2 separate regions of the Homo sapiens genome follow, and region 2 is linked to region 1. Evidence: chromatin contacts called from ENCODE Hi-C data. All regions are on one chromosome and are shown on one strand. Each heading gives the region's core, a stretch centred on a gene start or an enhancer-like site at or near the end of the contact. The rest is flanking DNA. Distances are from core to core; before and after follow the strand shown. Region 1 overlaps MAPK8 (mitogen-activated protein kinase 8). Region 2 overlaps WDFY4 (WDFY family member 4).

Region 1 (6,748 bases), core at 2,985-5,484:
TGTAAGATGCATTTTTTGTACATTTCTATGCCAGTTATCTGTAATCATGATGAAGTGGTTGATTTTTTTTAAAGGAAAATAAAAATAACCAAAATCGATAAAAAGAAAAAGACCTGATTGATTAATATTATGGAAACAGCATCAGACCAGCTACTTTTATACATGAATTCTATCGAGGAACGTGACCCACTTTTTAGAGTTCCACTTTTGTATTTCCGTACGTCTGTTGCATATTACCCCTGATCACATTAATAGGGTCTCCAAATTAACATGTCCAAAATCAGTGTTTTTATCTTTTTGCTTTTCCAGTGTGTCACTTGATAGTCTGTTTGTTCTTGGTTGACTGCCCTTAGTTGACTTATGACTGCCTCTGTAATTACCTTATAATGATTTCATTTTCCTTATGTTCTCAGCTGTTTTCCACTTCCCTTCTCCCCCAATCTCTTACTGCTCCACAGGACCTCATGTCCTTTTCTAGGGTGAAAACAGCCACTGAACATGAATTATTTCAGTTTACCTTTCCTAGGCTTGAATGCTTCCCTGTTGCTTTCAGAATAATACTTATACTTTTAAAAAAGGAAATGTATTATAGCTATCATCACTTTCACACTTTAAAGCAAATAAAGTTTTTACCACTTCATACTACTAACATTGCTCTCTCTTGTACTATTATACTTCTCTAAGTTTTCCTTTCTACCCTGATGACCGTTGTGCATTTCTTCTTCCATCCTTGCCTTTCTTCTTTCTTTCCCCTGGGGCGTAGGGGGGAGCTTACATATAGGTCTTCCCTAAGGTGCTGTCCTTAGTCTGCATCTTTCTTCTTACTAATTTGTATGTAAAATGAGAATTTATATGACACAGTAAGTATGTTTTCTACTTGGGTTAATAATATCACTACCCTTCCTGGCATGCAGACTGAAATTTCTTGAGTTCTAGCTTCTTCCTCATTGCCTGTATAGCCAGTTGACTAGCAAATTTCATTGATTCTTTCCAAAACTTCAGAAAATTTTCCTCATTTTCATTGACATGACCAGCTTTATTTGCCTTGCTTAATGTCCTCAGATGTGGTTTGCCAGTGGTCTGTGATGCAAAAGTAAATTCATCGTACCTTTTTCCAGCTTTATTTCCTGCAGTGGATCCTTTATGAAACCTGTATGCCCAGCAAAATGGAATATTTTTCTTTGACAGTTGCTGTTTTTGCCTCTGTTCTTTCCTCTCACTATTCATTCCCTTCACCATATCCCCCATCCCTTCTACCTCTTTTCTCCTTACACAATGAGTCTTAGAAAGAAAGATACGGAAGTGAAAATTACCTTTTTTCAGGCCAGATTCTTAGCCTCAAAGATATCTGTAGCATTTCATTTGTATCTTTTCTGACCCTTGTTTCTGCCTTGCTTTAAGATGAACTTTGAGTGTTTTATTTCTACTAACTAGTTTCTCTATTTCTTGGGATCAGGGAGTCATCTTTGTGTCCCAGACTCAGAAGAGGAAATCATATACTGTTCATGTGAATTAATGGGGAACAAATACAAAGAAAAAAACCACATTTTCTTTTTATTAGCCTCTATTTTGGGGGTGGGGGGTGGGAAGTGGGTAGGGGTTTCTAAAATCATTAAATTTTAGTTAAGAGCGATCTTACCACTAATTTATTCCAAGACCATAGTTTTATGAACAAGAAAAATGTGCCTCCAAAATTTAAGTGGATTCCACTGTATCACACTGCTCACGTAATTTGTGATTTCCAAAATTTTATTAGTTTTTTTTTTTTTTTTTTTTGAGATGGAGTTTCACTCTTGTTGCCCAGGCTGGAGTGCAATGGCGTGATCTTGGCTCACTGCAACCTCCACCTCCCGGGTTCAAACAATTCTCCTGCCTCAGCCTCCTGAGTAGCTGGGATTACAGGCGCCTGCCACCACGCCCAGCTGATTTTTGTATTTTTAGTATGGACAGGGTTTCACCATGTTGGCCAGGCTGGTCTCGAACTCCTGACTTCATGATCCGCCCACTTCGGCCTCCCAAAGGGTTGGGATTACAGGCGTGAACCGCCACACCTAGCGTGGTATTTATTTTTTAGAAATGGGGCCTCGCTGTGTTGCCCAGACTGGAGTGCAGTAGCTATTCACTGGCCTGAACATAATGCACTGCAGCCTTGAACTCTTGGCGTCTAGCCATCCTCACGCCTCAGCCTCCTGAGTACTGAAAATTTTAAGGTCATTTTGCCTTCAGTCCCACATGGGAGCAGGAGTCCTAGGTGAGCTGGGGTTGCCATAACCATAATTGAATGTGAGTCCCCTGGCAGAAAGGTAACCTCCTTTTCTTTATATGCGCTCATAGAAATTCATTTATCTATTCCTATTTCTCTTTTCTCCCCACCTTTGGCTTTGGTAGCTGGAGCTGGCAAGAAATCTTTCTTATTTTCTGTAATGTGTTTTATAAATTATGTGTGGTCTAATGATTATATGGTTGTAAGAAAAATACCATAAAGGAAGAGTGTTTGTCCTTAGTTTTCATCTTTAGTTATCCATAAAATCTGAACTCTACCCTGAAAAATTTGTCGTCATTGTATTTTTCATCTTTCCTCGATATCTACTTGTTAGTTCAATACTATCTTTTATCAATTTTAATGTACTGTTCCAAAGAACATATTTGTTACTGTTTTCATAGGGAATTGAGCAGTAGGACGTTTTTCTTACAGAATTAAACTTACATTTTTCTCCATCCACTAGATGGCTCAAGTGCACCACTTTGGCAGCTCAGATTGATCCTTGCTTGCTTTGCTTGTAGTTTCTACTTTGAGTACTGTTTGCTTTTTAAAAACTGGATGAGCCCTTACCTGAACCTAGCTTTACATATATGTGATGGCAGATTTCCTCGCATTTTCTGATTATTTACAGACTTCTGAAAAGCTGGTGAAGTGTTCTTCATATCAGTAGTAAAAAGTGCATTACAGTGCTTAGAAGATTTTGTTTTTTGCTTTTAAGTTATTTTAGACTTTAATTCAATTGCCAATAATCTATTTAGATTTCTTCAAACTAGGCATGCAGTTAATAATTCATCCATTTCTTCCTGATTCATAGTCATTTGGAGTCATTTTCCAGCACATGGTGGTACCTCAGGAGTTTTTGAGGCACACGGGGCTATTTGCTTCAGTTCTGTAGTAATATTTATTTAGTGTTTTTGTGCTTGGAATTGTATGGGGCAGTGGAGGGAAATACCAGGATGACTAAAGAGGATATTTTCATCAGCAGGGAGCTCACTGCGTTAATTCGTTTCCTTAAGTTTCCTTTTTTATTATTTTTTATTTTTATTTTCCCTGAAAGCACACATTGGTATCTTGAGTTTTTGAAGCCAAATAATGAGTATAATGAAATGGCTCATTAGAGCTTATGTTTGTAACCAACCCTGAGGAGAATTTTGTTTTTGACATTGACCCTGTTGATATTGCCTGAAAAAATTTAAAAAAAAAAACTGAATTCTTTAGAAATATTTTATGCTTATGGCTTTCTGTTTTGAGTTAAGTAAAAAGGAAAAGGAATTAAGATTTGTTGAATGCTTATCATGTGCCAGTTTCTTACTTAATTTGATGCTCTCAATAATTTGGAAGACAAGTACAAATATCTCTATTTACAGATGAAGAAACTAAGGAATCAGAAGTTGCCTAGGATCAAAGAAACAGTAAGTTAGAGAGGCAAACTCTTTGTGATATCAAGGGTTGTTTTTTATTTTTTTGCCCAAGAGAAAATAATTATTTTCTGAAATGGCAGAAACATTTGTAATATCAACTAGTTGGATACTTTCATATCCTAAAGACAGAAAACTCCAAACAAAGGATTGATTGCCTCTCACAGTTGATCTTTGAGATTATAAACAAATATTCTTGCCAAGCTAGAGCAATCAGTCATACTGGTATCTCTTTTACAGATACCTTTAGAATGACAGCAAACACTATAAAATTGATTTTTCCAGAGAAAGTGTTTGCACCTAATAATCTTATTTTTCAGGAATAATAACTGAATTATTTCATCAGTTTGAAAATATAGTGTACGATTTAAAGGAGAATGGCAAGTTATTGATGTAAATACACATTATTTACAATATTATAACTAGATTACATTACAAATATTGTAACAACAATTTGTCTTTATAAAATCCCCTTGATTTCTCTTTATTGTTTAAGAGTCCTTGCAGCTAAGCCGTGTAAAACAGGAAATATGGCTGTTTGCCAGTGTTCTTAAGGAAGCAGGAGTGAAGTAAAGCAAACAATACAAAAGGGGTTTGTTTAAAGGATGTACTTAATTTCTGTGTGGCTGTGGTATCATTTTTCTGGCTCTGTTGTCTTTGTCCTTTTTCACTGCAAAGTTGAAATTGTACTTTCACAACTATTAAAACAAAAATAACCAGTAATGCGAACTGAACCCAAAGATATCTAAGATAAATATCCTCCCATGACTGTAAATTTGTATCCTCCATATCACCTTAGAAATTTTCGTATGCATTGACTAGATTTATTGCTATTTTTGTTCTTTTTTTATGTATTATCAGATATTGCCGTCAGTACTATTACCGCATTTACACAATGTTGCCTTGTGTGGAAATTCTAAACCTTTGCTAACTCTTGGTAACCAAAATAACGATAAACTAAAGAGATTATTATCCCATCTTTTGAGAGAAATGTAAAATTATTCATTTGTCTATAAAGAATCTTTGACAAAAGTATTTTTTAAAGCATATTGAATCCTAGCCATTTTATTATTATTAGCTGTGTACCTAAATGATATTTTAGATATGAGTATAAGGAAGACAAACTTTAGGTTGTCAAAGAATGAGCATGTCTCATGTGTTACAGTCATGGCATGACAGTTGGATTACAATTATCTCTTGATGAATCAACTTCATCTAAACCTTAATTGCATATTAAATTATTTAGTCATTTCCTGATTCAGTAATGAGAAGTCAGAATATATAGTAATTTACTGGGTAGCATGTTACATGCCATAGTTTGCGGAATGTACTTGATCAGTAAAGTCCACAGTAAATCAAAGACAAATGAGAAAATTCTTTTAGAATTCAGTTTTTTTTTTCTTAATTTGAAGTCACTTTAAATGCTCTTATGTAATAAGAAAAGAACCCTAGGTATATTTAAATACTTAACCTGCTATAACTTTTTGTTGGAAAGGAGGTAGATTTTTTTTATGAGTATTTTTTTCCTATGGGAAAAAAAATAACTTTGGTGATGCAGTATGCCTTTATCTGTGTATTGTTAAAAACTAAACTAAACAAAAAAAACCCCTAAGAACCTTTAAACTTAACAAAGTTTATTTGAGCAGGAAAAAGGTTCTAGAAGCAGACAGCACTCTAAGATGGTTCAGAATACTACCACTTACAACTGGTGAGCTGTTCTAATAACAGGGAAAAATAGGAAATGTCATACAGAAATTACCTGATTGGTGCAGGTTGGTGTTTGCCTTATTTGGGCATAATCTAGCAGCTTTTAACCTGGGATTGGCTGAGACTCAGATGTGTGGTTATAAGGGTATACTCCTAAGTTAGGTTATAACTTGTTTACACATCAAGCTAGAGTACAGTTAATAGTGTATGGAGGCAGCTTTGGGCCAAATCTGATTGAACAGTATAAAAATAAGTTTTGCAAATATTTATCCTTACCACATGAGTTACATCCTAATATTCTTTATTCTCTTCTATTTCACTAAAAAAAATTCAAATCCACCAAATTCATTTCATGGCCCATCGGTGTGTTGGAGCTCATTAGTTTGGAAAACACTGCCATATAGGGTTGAAAAATTTTTTTTCTTTTTTTACCCTGTTAACAACTGACTAGTCTGAAGGAGCTCAAATATTTGGAAAGCTTTATTAGTGCAGTTTAGTAGCTGGCTTTTAAAAAAAAAAAATTGCTTTCTAGAATCCTCCCTGCTACATAATCACCAAATGTTATTTCAATATTGTTTTCCTAACTTGAAAATTTAACTGAATGACTAGAAGGTGTTGGACCAAGAAATATCTGAAGTACCAAGCCCACAAAGGAAAATTTAATATTGATTGAGGTATCATGGTTATTTGTGCACCCTTAAAATTAAGCCAATTTTAGTTAATAGAAGTTTCAGCTGGGTGTAGTAGCGCAGCACTTTGGGAGGCCAAGGCAGGAGGATCACTTGAGGCCAAGAGTTTGAGACCAGCCTGGGCAACAGAATGAGACCCCATCTATACAATTTTAAAATTAAGCAAGCTTGGTGGTACACGCCTGTAGTCCTAGCTATTCAGGAGGCTGAGATGGGAGGATTGCTTAAGCCCAGGAGTTTGGGGCTGCAAGTGAGCCATGCTTGTGCCGTTGCATTCCAGCCTGGGTGGCAGAGTGAGATCTTGTTTAAAAATTAAAAATAAATAAATAAATAAATAAATAAATACATATATATGTTTACATATATATATAAATTTCAAGTTAATTGTTTAAAGGATGTCATTAACCAAAACTAAGCATCAGTCTTTGGTAATGAAAGCATTCTAAAAGTCTTTCTTTTAGATAGATTGAAAAGTCTATCTTGCAGACAAAGATAATTTTATTAATCATAAGTAACATTATTATGAAAAGTATTTGTGAATATTAATAACTCAGTTTCTTCACTTATGTTGAGTTGCTTTACATGTTTTATCTTTGCATAATCTGTAAACTTGATGTTTCGTAGTTGACAGAATAAGTTTACAGTTAGATATATAGGTAACTTTTAGTTCA
Region 2 (6,748 bases), core at 1,193-3,692, 440 kb after region 1:
GCAAGCTCTTTTTGCTGCTATATGAGTGCACGCTTATAATCCCACACCTGAACCTTGTATAGTCTGGGCCTTAGGAACTGTCAGTATTTAGAGAAGAAAAATATTAGAGTTCTCTAAAGGGAAGTAGAAATAAGACATGATGGCATCCATCAATTCTGCCCCAGAAGGATCACTAGCAGCTACATTTGTTTACTATGAATGAAAACAACCTGAGTGATCAACTTCACTTTCAGAATCTCAGTGAATTTCATATCTTTGTTTCACTTACAATTTTGTCATGCATGAGATGACACTGTGGTTTGGGCTGAAGAATGTGTTGCCTGCGCAAATTGGGTATGTAGTCAGTACAGTGTAAAACCTGAAAATCTGTACCTGGCTTCTATTTCCTGTCCTGCCACTTGCTGGTGGTGAGTGGAGACTGTCACTCAGCTGGTCTGTCTCAGCCTCTATTTTCTCATCTGTAAAGTGGGAACATCATCATTTGTCTTGCAGGATCCAGGGAGGTTGAGATGAGTTTGCAATATGGACACTTGGGCTGTGGGCCCAAGGCTGAGCAGATGGGGGAGATGGTTAGTGCAGGCGTCCTTGGTTGGAACCAGGCCCACAATGAAGTGCCAAGTAGCAGCAGAGATGGCGAGAGAAGGCCTTCCTACAGGGGAGGCACCTCTCTGCTTGGAGTGTCAGGACAGCTGATCTGATTCCAGAGCTGGTACATCATGTTGATGATTCCACGTCAGAGGATCACCTGTCCAGCACTGACCTTCTCATGCTTCCTGCAAATCATTCTTCTCCCACACCTTCATTTTAGCATGTGTTTTGTTTTGTCTTCCAGCTCTGGATGAATACTGCAGACAATCTGGAGCTCAGCCTCTTTTCCCATCTTTTGGAAATCCTTCAATCACCAAGGTAGGCTGGGTCTTGGCAGCCTGGGGGTTAGAACTGAAGGCTGAATGTCCAGAACAGAGACAGGGCAGGGTGGCCAGTGGCTCTTCCCTGCTCCCAGAACACTGGGTCCCCAAATGGGAGCACATCCTTCCCAGTGGCTCATGCTTGTGGGGCAGTCTCCTCTCATGGTCTCGGGCCTCAGGAGGGCAGATGCTGGGGGCTTAGAGGCCTCTCTAGCCCCAGGGACTAGCACATACTGGGGGCTCAGCAATTGTGACCAGCAAAGGTCCACTCTCCCTCTAACTGACTTCTCCAAGGCACTTTTGGAATTAGTCAGGGCTCTTTTACCCTTCAAGTGGTAGAAATACAACTCAAACCAGCTTAAGGGATGTAAAAGAGAAGGAAAGAAGGAAGGGAGGAGGGAAAAAAGAATACAGGAAGAAAAGACCAGTAAAGAGGGACTTCGTTGGCTCTTACAATTGAAAAGAGCTGATCTCATCCTGTAGCTGGGGGAGGCTCACATCATTTTCTCTGAGCTCTGTCACCACTCTTGCCTCTGCCTCTTCCACTCAGTCTTCAGGTTGCCCGGGCTTTCTTCTGTGGCAGAAGGTGGCTCCTGGGCAGCTCCTCAGAGCACATCCTCAGCTTAGCACCATAGGCAGAGAGACAGCTTTTTAAAAATTTAACAGTCTTAGCTATTGGACTGAGTCTCATTGAGCCAACTGTGTCCCATGACTGGGCTGGAAAGTGGCTTCCCCTCTGGAGTTAGAAAGTGGTAGTTCCCAAAGGGAGCCAGGGGCTGTGTTCAGAATAAGAGAGAAGGAAGGCAAGGAAGCCCACATATCACCCCACCTGCCTCCTCCTGGCTCAGGCTGGTCTAGAGCTCATTGGTGCCTTCAGCATTTTGAATGTATTTGTAAATGGCTTTCCACTCATCCACTTAATGAACATCTATTATAAACTTACTACATTTCGCACCCTGTACTTAGAGGTAAAATTCAGAGAAGAATAAGCCACAGTCTGATAAAAAGAGAATACAGAAAAACATGTTGTTCAGTGCTGTCAGAGGAAACAGAACCAAGGGCAGCCGGGACTTCTGGGTAGAGGAGCATCTGTCTTCTCTGCTGAGCCTGTAATTATAAATCATACACAGAATTGGGCTCTGGTCCTGCCTCTTTTGTGTATCAGGGAGATGGAGCTCAGCAGAATTTAATGTGTTAATACAAAAAAAAAAAAAAAAAAAAGACAGTTCAAAGTGAGGAATCTGCCCAAAGTCACCCTCCTCCACATTTTTCTCCACCATTTTTTCTCTTCCACTTTCCACTTTGTTCCTGTACCTGTACCAGTTGTTTTCTAAGAAACAGATATTTATCCTGGGAGCTGTTTTCTTTGGGGGAGTAGAATTTACTGGAAATTGGATTTGTGAGTATCTGAGGGAGGGGGTATGGATAGGTGGATTCTGTCTTTTTCTCCTTTGACTTTCAGTGGCGTGTCTCTCCACTTTGTGGTTTGGGGCGGGCAGGAAGATCACACAACCAGACAAGCTAGTGAAGGGCCCTGCACTCCTGGCTGGTGGGAAGTACTCCCCAGTCACATGAGTGTCTGCTGTCTTTGTTTGAGTTTCTGAGGCCAGCACTAGTTTTCCCTGGGGCTCAGAATTTAAAAGTCAATAATTGGGGTTTGTCTTTGAAGGTGGTTTCCGGGGGGCGGAGGGGACAGGCAGTGCACACCCGAGCGACTCTGGCACTTAGCAGACACATATTCAATGGGTGTCTGACGGCATCTTGACAAATTGCCAAGAGAGCATTGGAGTTAAGGGGCCATGGAACAAGCCTGGCTTGAAAAACCTTTTTAGCAGAAACACAGCAAATTTGGTTCATTCCAGTAAAAGCTTTTACTGTCTCTCTCCTGTACTCACCAGGGAAGGACCCAGGAATGCTGAAGCTGCCCACCAGGCACAGCTTATACCCAAGCTCATCTTCCTATTCAATGAGCCGAGCCTCATCCCCTCCAAGATCTCCACCATCATTGGCATCCTGGCCTGTCAGCTGAGGGGCCACTTCAGCACCCAGGACTTGCTCAGGTACCACACCAAGCTGCCCAGGGGGAAGAGCAGGGCCCCAGGGCTGTTTAAAAAGGGAGGACAGACCCCAGCTCTCTCCCCATTGTGCTCAACCCTGAATCACTTGGAACCTTCTAGGAATTTTTGCCCAGGGCTGAGAGTTGGGGAAAGGATGGTTTGCTGAAGTCAGGATGGGACAGGCCGGTTTCCCCAGCAGGGCTGTGTGTTTACTGTTCCCACTGCTCAGGCTCCCCCACTGTGGCCAAATATTCAGGAATTTCCATAAGCACTGCCATCCTTGCCAGCCAATGACCCACATGCCTGGCTCCTGCAGACTCCTGAAGAGCAGTCCCAGCCACCAGTGTGTTTCCCCTTCTCTTTCCTGTCACTATCTAATTGATCAGGTAGAGCCAGAGTTAGCGTCTCTGGTGAATCCTGACTGATTTTAGAAGTCTCTGGAAATACACAGCATGCCATGATGATTTCCCTTAAACTCTCACTTGCAGCTGCACGTGGGTGGGTCTATGTGAAAACACTGGCATGTACTCAGCGGACTCAGTTGAGCCCGCCTGCGAGCCTGTCCTTCTCTCCCTGTGTATAAAGGATTGGGCTGTTTGTTGTGTACACCCTCAAGCCTTCGTCGGTGAATGAGAGGCAGATCTGCATGGACGGAGCCCTGGACCCTTCCCTGCCTGGTGAGAAGACCTTTGCCAGTTCGAAGGCAGTAGGACGGCCCTCACGGAACCCCTGAGAGGCCCACATTGTGCAGAGGGAGGGGCTAAGTAAGGAAGGGGAAGGCACCCACAGCCAAGCCGTGGTTTCCAAGCCGTGGCCTGTGAGGCTGTCATTTTATGATGAGAGTCAGAAATGAAATAAAATTATAGATTCCTGCTTTGAAATGTGGGACTGGTGTTCCAGGCCTCCAGAATAAAATCAGTTCCCTGTAGACCAGCATGTGGGATCCGGGATCCTGCCTCACTTCCTGGTTGAACCCCCACTACCCCTTACTTTCCTGATGAGCCCCAACTCCAGCAGTGAAGCACTTGCAGGCCCCTGCAGGTGATGGCCTGCCCTCTGTCCGTGCTTGGCACGTGCTCTTCACTCAAGGGAAATGCCACCCCTCCCCCACTAGCCAAGCTGTCCCCAGTCCCACCAAACCAGATTAAGTCACTTTCTCTGTGTTTCCAAAGCCCCTTGGGGTTACCCTACTGAATAGATTTGTAGTTTGTTTATGTGAGTCTCCCTTTTCGCCTAGCCAGGTGCAGAACTGCAGCTGTGTCTTGTTCAATTTGTTCCCTCTGCTAGGGCAGTGTGATGGCAGCAATCACAACTGCTTTGTCCTGGGCCCTGCGGCTCTGCACTGTCCAAGACGAGAGCCCCTAAGCCACATATAGCCATTTAAATTCAAATTTTAACTAATTAAAATTAAATGCAATTAAAAACTTAATTCCTCACTCACTGTAGCCACGTTTTAAGTGCTCACTAGCTACCTGAGGCTAGCGGCTACTCTATTGGACAAGGTAGATATAAAACAGTTTTATCATCACAAAAGAGTCTCCTGGATAGCATTTTTTAATCTAGATAAAGTATTATCTCTTATCCTTAGATCAAGCCGCAAGAAATTACTATTCCCATTTTGCAGACTAAGAAATTTAGGTTCAATGAGATTAGGAGCTAATTGAAGATGGGACCAAAATCTGAATAGACGGAAATATGACTCCATTTCCCCAGGTTGCCTCATCAGTCCTATTTCTACAGTATGGCGTGGTGTATGCCCTGTATTGGTGTGAAATTGCTGGCAACTGAGGGAATGAACAAATGGGTAATGGGCCAAGAGTGAACTTATTTAGTCAACCTTCCTTCTCATATGAACTGCATTCTGAAACTTTTACCTAACCAACATATTAAAGCATTGTTAATATGTCCTTTTGGGCTTTAATGACTCTTCAGAAGTAAAGTTTCTTCTTCCCCTTGCTCCATATACCTCTGCTATGATTTGAGTTCTGTTTTTATTGTAGCATAGACATCCAAAAGCCTAGCCTGGGAGCAAGTTGAAAGCAGGAACAAAGAGAACAAAGACCATGGTCTTCAGCACTCTGTTCCTGATTACTTGCATAATATCAGTGCATAGTAGGTGATTATGAAATGTTGCAGCCTATAATAATTTAAAAAATTCTTCTACTGAAAGGTATATTTTCCTTTATTATTTTTAGGATTTTTGTTTTTTGGAAGATGTGCAGCATTGCAGACATTGCTAATTAAAGGAAACTTCAGTAACATTTTCTGAAATTCTTTTTAAGCATTGTGTGGAGGCTGGAATAAAATGCCAAAATTTTGAGTCCCAGCCATGCCACAATTCCTGGGTGAAATAAGCATTTGGTGAATATGATTGCTTACTGCAGCAAATATTATGTCTCTTTACATCCATTTTCTCTCAAATCTGAATTCTTTTTTGTAGCTGGAAGCCAAACATCTGGAAAGACAATCTGGCTCAGAAACCAGTTGCTGGAGATGCTGCTCAGTGTAATATCTTCCCCCCAGCTTCATCTGTCCTCTGAGTAAGTAGCTCCAGGAAGAGCAATTTGGCAGGAGGTTACCTCATACAGGGTGTGGCATTAAACCTTTTCTTAATGAAAAGTTTAGCATCTCTGAGTCTGTTTTCTGCAATGTATTTCCTGCACTAGTCAGAAAGAAAATTATATTCTCTCTACCCAATGAACCAGACCTTGCCCTAAGATATTCTGATGCAAATGTTAAGTGGACATGAGTAACTAGAAACAGATTTGGTATAATTACAATAAACTCCTTTTGTCACCATAGCTATAGTGTAATTGTTATTGTTTTGGCAGTTGTGACAATTACTGATTTTGATGTCTTGTACTTGGCAGACAATAGAATGAAGAAATCGTGAGCCTAAATAACATCTATCAAGGAAAAGTCTTGCCAAATTCTTCTGCTATTTACTGTTAGTGAGTTTGTTATTTTTCCAAGTTGGAAAAAGAAGTATCTACCGTCAATTAACTTCTAAAATCAAGTGTAATCATAAAGCTGATTCCATTAACTCTCCCCACTGCCTGCCTGCTTTACCTCCAACCTTGGAGTCGTTCATTTGACACCTAATTTGTTGAGCATCTACTGCATGCCAGACACTGTTCCCAGCTCCTAGGATGCAGTGCTGAGCAAGTCAGCCCGGATCCTTGCTCAACCTGTATATGCATCTGGGCTTGGGGGTAAAGAGTTACCCCTCAGTAAAGCAGCTTTATAAATAGTGTTTAATAATTTACCAGCCTATAAATCCTTTCTTTCTTAGAATCAAAACATGGTAGAACTGGAAGATGCCTTGGAAATGAGATAGTCCAGCCACTTTCTTTTCCATCTTTTTGAAAGGGAATGTAGTGCAGTGCCTAACAGCTGGGCTCTGGCATCTATACCTTCCGGGTTCGAATCCTAGCCCTGTCCCCAGGGACCCAGAGGAGGCTACTTAAGCCCTGTATGCCTCTCTCTACTCATCTGCATGAGAATAAAAATTGTATTATGTTGGTGAAAATGTAATTGTGTTTTTTTCATTACTTTTAATGCCAAAAACTGCCAATATTTTTGCACCAACCTAATACTTTCAATAGGTGAGTATAGTAAAGATGAAATGAATTAATATATGGATAATCCTGAGAATGGTGCCTGGAATACTGTAAATTCTCTGTAAGCTAATTGCTATTATGGCCATCTCTTTCATCATCACCATCACCACCACCATCACCATTACCACCACCATCATCACCATCACCATCATCACCATCACCA

What was found. Hi-C counts contacts between places; a loop is a spot of excess contacts on that map. Pooled maps may share reads with other maps.
Region 2: a loop to region 1 is called in a map of Right ventricle myocardium inferior, with 3 times the contacts of the local background. The contact joins two enhancer-like sites. A Hi-C loop is called at or near these places in 1 of 168 maps with a recorded cell type or tissue (Right ventricle myocardium inferior) and 5 of 50 pooled maps.

The regions. Positions count from the first base shown.
Region 1 is chr10:48,360,982-48,367,729 of GRCh38, forward strand. The region is part of intron 1 of MAPK8 (mitogen-activated protein kinase 8); the gene reads left to right. Among named protein-coding and RNA genes, the nearest start is that of MAPK8, 58 kb to the left of the region's middle. Within about 2 kb of position 4,235, at least 4 of the 41 ENCODE cell types and tissues checked have a DNase peak (open chromatin) inside an H3K27ac peak, as active enhancers do.
Region 2 is chr10:48,802,454-48,809,201 of GRCh38, forward strand. WDFY4 (WDFY family member 4) reads left to right here. Exons shown (of 62, transcript NM_001394531.1): 25 at 833-906; 26 at 2,807-2,968; 27 at 3,551-3,642; 28 at 5,406-5,505. Among named protein-coding and RNA genes, the nearest start is that of WDFY4, 120 kb to the left of the region's middle. RefSeq lists enhancers at 352-401, 432-491. Within about 2 kb of position 2,443, at least 5 of the 41 ENCODE cell types and tissues checked have a DNase peak (open chromatin) inside an H3K27ac peak, as active enhancers do.